Linked DNA regions of Mus musculus: region 1 is linked to region 2. The links are chromatin contacts, found by POLR2A ChIA-PET in ENCODE. All regions are on one chromosome and are shown on one strand. Each heading gives the region's core, a stretch centred on a gene start or an enhancer-like site at or near the end of the contact. The rest is flanking DNA. Distances are from core to core; before and after follow the strand shown.

Region 1 (2,921 bases), core at 190-2,689, 440 kb after region 2:
AGTTTCAGGCCATCCTGGGTTACCTAGCAAGGCACTGATCCAGAAAAGGAAAAAAAAAAAAAAAAGAATAAGTAAAAGCAAAACACAACTTTAAGCACCTACTGTAATGCAGAGCCCAGGAGGCATGACAAGTATGTCTAACAGCCGGTGTGTCAGCCAACAGAGGTGAGCTTAAGGCAAAAATACTTATTATGATAACCTTCATTGCCTGCAAGCCCCACTAGACTCTAGCCTAAACTCGCAAATCCCACAAATTTAACCCTCAGAGTATTGTAGCTGAATCATTACATCCACCAGTTAGAAGAGGCAACTTAGAACTCCGAGGCGGTTAGAGGGGGTTTGCATGCAGCAAGCTCATCTTTCCTTCAAGACCCGGTGCAGATTGTCTGAGTGGATAGGGAAGGGCGGTCCTCAGGAGGGCAAACTTCTAGATTTCTGCTTTATTTGGCCTGGCAATCCTTACCTCTGTCAAAGCCTTTCTTTCCTGTTCTCTTTCCTGGGTTGATATATTATTTTAATATACTAGTGGGCATGGGTGGATTTGAGCAACAATGGCTTTTAATCCTCCTCCCCCCCCCCCCCCGACAGGGTTTCTCTGTATAGCCCTGGCTGTCCTGGAACTCACTTTGTAGACCAGGTTGGCCTCGAAATCCGCCTGCCTCTGCCTCCCGAGTGCTGAGATTAAAGGCGTGCGCCAACAACGCCCGGCTTAATTCTCCTTTTAGGGTGGAAAACTCTCATGATGTTGGTTTTTAAGAATCCAGCCTTGTGGCGCATGGAGGCGCGTGCCTGTAACCCCAGCAACCACGTCGATGATGCAGAAGGATCCTGAAGTTTACGGCCAGAACTCAGTTGGACTCTTGTCTTAAAAGAGCTACACCCTCAAGTGTGTGAGATATCAGCTGTGGATCCTTCATCATGAAGTCCCTGCGCGTAGGCAAAAAACTGGGTTAGGATCCCGAAGGAAAAGGCGATCTGGCCGAAGAATAGGGCGATCAAACCTTGGAGTGCGGCGATCTGGCCAGGGGGCGGGGTGAACTGGCCTCGGGGACAAGCGAGGTAGCGATGGGGAGGGGCGAATTGGCCGTGGGGCGGAACTAGCTGGTCTTGTGTTTGGGCGAGCTGGGCGTGGGGAGGGGCGAGTTAGTCGCGCGGAGAGAAGTTCTGGGCGTGTCGAGTGAGCAGGCCGTGGAGCGGGGTTGGCTGTGGGGGCGTGGAGAGGTGTGAGCAGGCCCTGGAGAGGGCGGAGTTGGCTGTGGGGGAGGGACGATCTGGACGTGAGCTGCCTGTGGGACGCGGCGATCTGGCCCTGGGGAGGGGCTATCTGTCTGTGGAGAGGGATGAGCTAGTCTTGGGGCGGAGTGAACTGGCCTCGGGGCGGAGCGATCTTGAGTCCAGCCCCCTCCAGGCTCGGGGAAGTGACGTGTGCGGACAAAGGCAGAGGCCGCGAGGTGTCTGGTCCGGTAGAGTGGTGGCGGCTGCTGTGGGCTACGGTCTTTGCCAGCCTCCTTCTCAACCCGTCCTTTTCTCTCGGGTCCCTGGAGCCCCGACCCAGGTAAGTATCGCGAGGGACGCGGCCAGGGAGGAGGGAGGTGCTCACCCCAACTGCCTGAAGCGGTGAGGCCCCGTCGTCAAGTGACCTGGGCCTGGCCCTGGCCCACGTGCACGTCCCATGGAGGTTCACCGATCAGACCTGGGCAGGGACTCTGGTGACCACGGATTGGGTTGGAGGAAGCCACGTTGGTGGAGGCTGGCAAGACGTATCTTCACTCGCGCCCGTACATCACTTTCCAGTCCTCAGTTTCCCCTCTGAGATAAGGAAAGCAGCCACTGCAAGGTTGGTGTGTGGAATCGGCGCCGTGCTTGGCTCAAGTCCTCGCAGTTAAGTGCTTGGTTGCACGGGTTGCCATCACGTTTAACTGCCTCCAGCTCTGGCCAACATCGTTACTGTCATGAGCCCTTGAGGCCAAGGTCAGCCTCTCTTCTGCAAGGCTGCCTGCCATCTTTTCCAGATGCTCCAGGCTTTGCTGCTCCACCAACTGTGTGATCATTTTGGTCTTTAATCCTTTTGATAAGGGCCTAGGACAGGTGCTGTAACTGATGACAATGATGTATGGGGTGGGGCACTCAGTGACTGGGGTCTAAGTGAGAAGCCTAAATCCTCTCCTAACTTTTGGTCCTTTCCCAAGTGCTGTTTTAAGGCACATCGTTTCCTTAAGCTGGCTTTCCTGTGTGTGTGCTTGTGTGTGTGTTGGGGGGAGGGGGGATGCTTTCCTGAAGGCCAGAGCCACATAATCAAAAGGTCAGAGTCTGCAGGTGTGTGGTTCTGGGTGTACCCGGAGCTTGTGTTTGCATCTTCTGGACTGACCAAAGGCCACATGATCTCATAGGTGGGCTCCAGCTTTACCAGGGTCTGTGTGATTTGGAGGTTTTAACACGTTTTCCTTACTTGATCTTTTTAACTATGTTTGAACTAGGCAGAGGTGGCACACGCCTCTAATCCCAGCATCCAGGAGGCAGAGGCAGGTGGATCTCTGGGTTTGAGGCCAACCTGGTCTACAGAATGAGTTCTAGGACAGTCAAGGCTACACAGAGAAACCCTATTTCAAAAACCAGACAGAAAGACAGAGAGAAAAATTGTGTTTTAAGATTTTTTTTAAAGATTTATTTATTGCCGGGCAGTGGTGCTGCACACCTTTAATCCCAGCACTTGGGAGGCAGAGGCAGGCGGATTTCTGAGTTCAAGGCCAGCCTGGTCTACAGAGTGAGTTCCAGGACAGCCAGGGCTACACAGAGAAATTCTGTCTCAAAAAACCAAAAAAAAAAAAAAAAAAAATTTGTTATATGTATGCAAGTATACTTTTGATGTCTTCAGACACTCCAGAAGAGGGCATCAGATCCCATTACAGATGGTTGTGAGC
Region 2 (2,700 bases), core at 129-2,628:
TCAGACAGCATCCAGCTCTGTCCTGTTAAAGCCATTTATAATTGCATGTCTTTATTCAGTAACTCACACTGGCTGAAAAGGATCAGTAACTGGAGGCTGGAGAGATGGCTCAATTGGTAAGCCCAGTGTATTGTTCTTGCAGAGAACTAGGGTTCAATTCCCAGCACCCACAGAATTCCTCTCAGTTGTAACTCCAGTTCCAGGCGATCAGAGGTCGCCCTCTTCTGGCCTATATAGGCACTACTTGCACCTTTTACCAAAAAAGTTCACTTTGGCCTTTATTTTTTTCCCCTGATATTCAAATAATAATTATTTACTAATTTAGAATTTGGATGTAGCTGGGCAGAGTTTCACATGCTTGTATATAATTCCAACACTTCGCCGGGCAGTGGTGGTGCACGCCTTTAATCCCAGCTCTTGGGAGGCAGAGGCAGGCAGATTTCTGAGTTCGAGGCCAGTCTGGTCAACAAAGTGAGTTCCAGGACAGCCAGGGCTACACAGAGAAACCCTGTCTCGAAAAAGAAAGAAAGAAAGAGAGAGAGAGAGAGAGAGAGAGAGAGAGAGAGAAACCCAAAAAACCAAACCAACCAACCAAACAAACAAAAAAAACCCCAATAATTCCAGCACTTCAGGCGATTGGAGGCAGGAGGATCAAGAATTCAAGATCAGCGGGCAGTGCGGTGGTGACACCTGGCTTTAATCCCAACAGAGGGCAGGAGTTCCAGGACAGCCTGGGCTACACAAAAAAAAAATCGCCTCAGAAAATAACAAAACAAAACAAAAAAAACCAAAAACCAACCCAACCAACCAAAACCCCAAACCAAACCAAACTAAAAAACAAACATACAAAACCTGCTAGTCTCCAAAGCATAGATCCTTTAGGAACCCTGTCTCAAAAAAAAAAAAAAAAAAAAAAAAAAAAAAAAAAAATCCAAAACCAAGAAACCAAACCAAACCATGCATAAATAAGGGTTGTAGATGTGCGTGTGCGTGCATGCGTGTGTGCCTGTTGGTGTGAGAGTATGTGTAGCGCAGGAGTTTGGTAATCAGGTGTGACATCCCAGTGACAACAACGCTGAGGACCAGCGTGTGGCAGAGACTCTCTAAGCAGCTGCTTCCCAGAAAGCCCCAGGTGTCCACTAACTCCACCGCCTTTTTAGTGTCCGTGTGTCTGTCTAATCCTAGTGACCAATCGGAGGAGAGAAGAGGACATTCCACACTGCAACCACACTTAGGGGGCGGTGCGAAAAGCGAGGGAGGCGGAGTCTGCGTGATCACGTAGCTCACCCCATTGGCCAAGGGCCTCGCCGATGCGGAGCGATATGGAGACGCTCATTGGTCAGAGCTGTGTTGGCCGGCCCGAGGCCACGCCTTCCCCATCCAGCGGCGTGGTTTGGTTGTATTGCCGCCTGGAAAGGAGACGCTGCCCTTCCCCAGCGATGGGATCCCTGGTGAGTGACGGCCACTGCGCGGGCGACCAGATCAGCAGGGCTAGAAGCGAGGCTTGCGGAGCATGGAACCCGGCCCACGCCGGGGTCTGCGATCCAGCCAGCCCGCGAAGGTGTCCAAGGTGGGATGAGTGGATCCCCTGGACCAGGCGGCTCGAGAGGATGCGTGGCTCCGTGGGTGGAACGAGAAAGGAGCTGGGTCAGAGAGGAGACTCCCGGGCCTGGAACGCTGCGAGCATCTAAAAGTATGGTCGCGGGCACCTCCCCCCCCAGGTGTGCCGGCTGTGGGCAGCGCTGTATGTGGACAGCGGTCAAGGATGTCCTAGGGAGGTCGGGGCCAAAGCAGGAAGGTCCCTGCCCAGGCTCCGCAAGGAGCAGATACTGAAGCTTGGAATATTGTTGATGTTCACTGTGGGGTTGCCCAATGCCCGGCTGCGTGGGATCCCACAGAGATGTGCAGGGGTGGGACAAACAGGACATGAGGCAGAGTGAGCTGTAGTACTGCCTGGTTCTGATAACACAGCCAGGTCAAAGTGGGACGAGAGAATGCTCAGGCCAATTAGTAGGGTTGGCTTGCACAAAAGAGGAGGGCCTGGATTGGAAAGCCGGGATATCAGGCCTAAGGTGCCAGGGTGGAGGAGCAGATAACCTACCTGCTCAAGAATGTGGAGCAGGATTGGTGGCCAGCATTAGAATAGAGAGACAGGTAGGATATGATGATGAGCTTGGACCCTTCCTTCCTCTTGGGCACAGACAAGGCTAACTGGACTCACCTGCAAACAGATGCCAGGCCTCCCCTTCCCTCTCTCCTCCTGCCTGGATCCTAGAATAGGCTCACCTCTAATACCAGGTGGCCTTCCCAGACGTTCAAGGCCCTCAGGTTTGATACAAGCAAGCAGCAGGCAATGGCTAGGGTGCTCGGCCCAGCCTCGGTCCTCATCTCTCAAAGCCTCAGTATTCCTATCCTTGCGTGCTCTGAGAAGGACTCCACTGAGGCCTCACAGAGAGCTAGTGCGCTGGCTTGTTGAAATGCTCTGAGAAGTATATCTCCTGCTATTTGATGTCCTTGTCTCTCACTCAGTGCCCTGCCAGGCTGGAGGCACATCATAGCCCACTTAACCTCTAGGCAAAAATGTACCCTGCCCTTGACAGTGTGGCAATTTCTTTAGCCCTTGAACCTCACTCTGCCTGCCAGCCCTCTTGCCCTCTCCCCTCCCCCCACAGCCCTAGGGCCAGCCTGATAGGGCTGTAT

The links. ChIA-PET counts read pairs that join two places held with the same protein, here RNA polymerase II (POLR2A).
Region 1: POLR2A ChIA-PET joins it to region 2 with 11 read pairs in embryonic stem cell. The contact joins the promoter of Ntmt1 here to the promoter of Miga2 in region 2. POLR2A ChIA-PET finds 5 or more read pairs at or near these places in 2 of 5 experiments (Patski and embryonic stem cell).

The regions. Positions count from the first base shown.
Region 1 is chr2:30,806,529-30,809,449 of GRCm38, forward strand. It overlaps Ntmt1 (N-terminal Xaa-Pro-Lys N-methyltransferase 1), which reads left to right and starts at 1,440. Exons shown (of 4, transcript NM_170592.3): 1 at 1,440-1,555.
Region 2 is chr2:30,362,855-30,365,554 of GRCm38, forward strand. Miga2 (mitoguardin 2) reads left to right here and starts at 1,379. Exons shown (of 16, transcript NM_001242407.1): 1 at 1,379-1,451.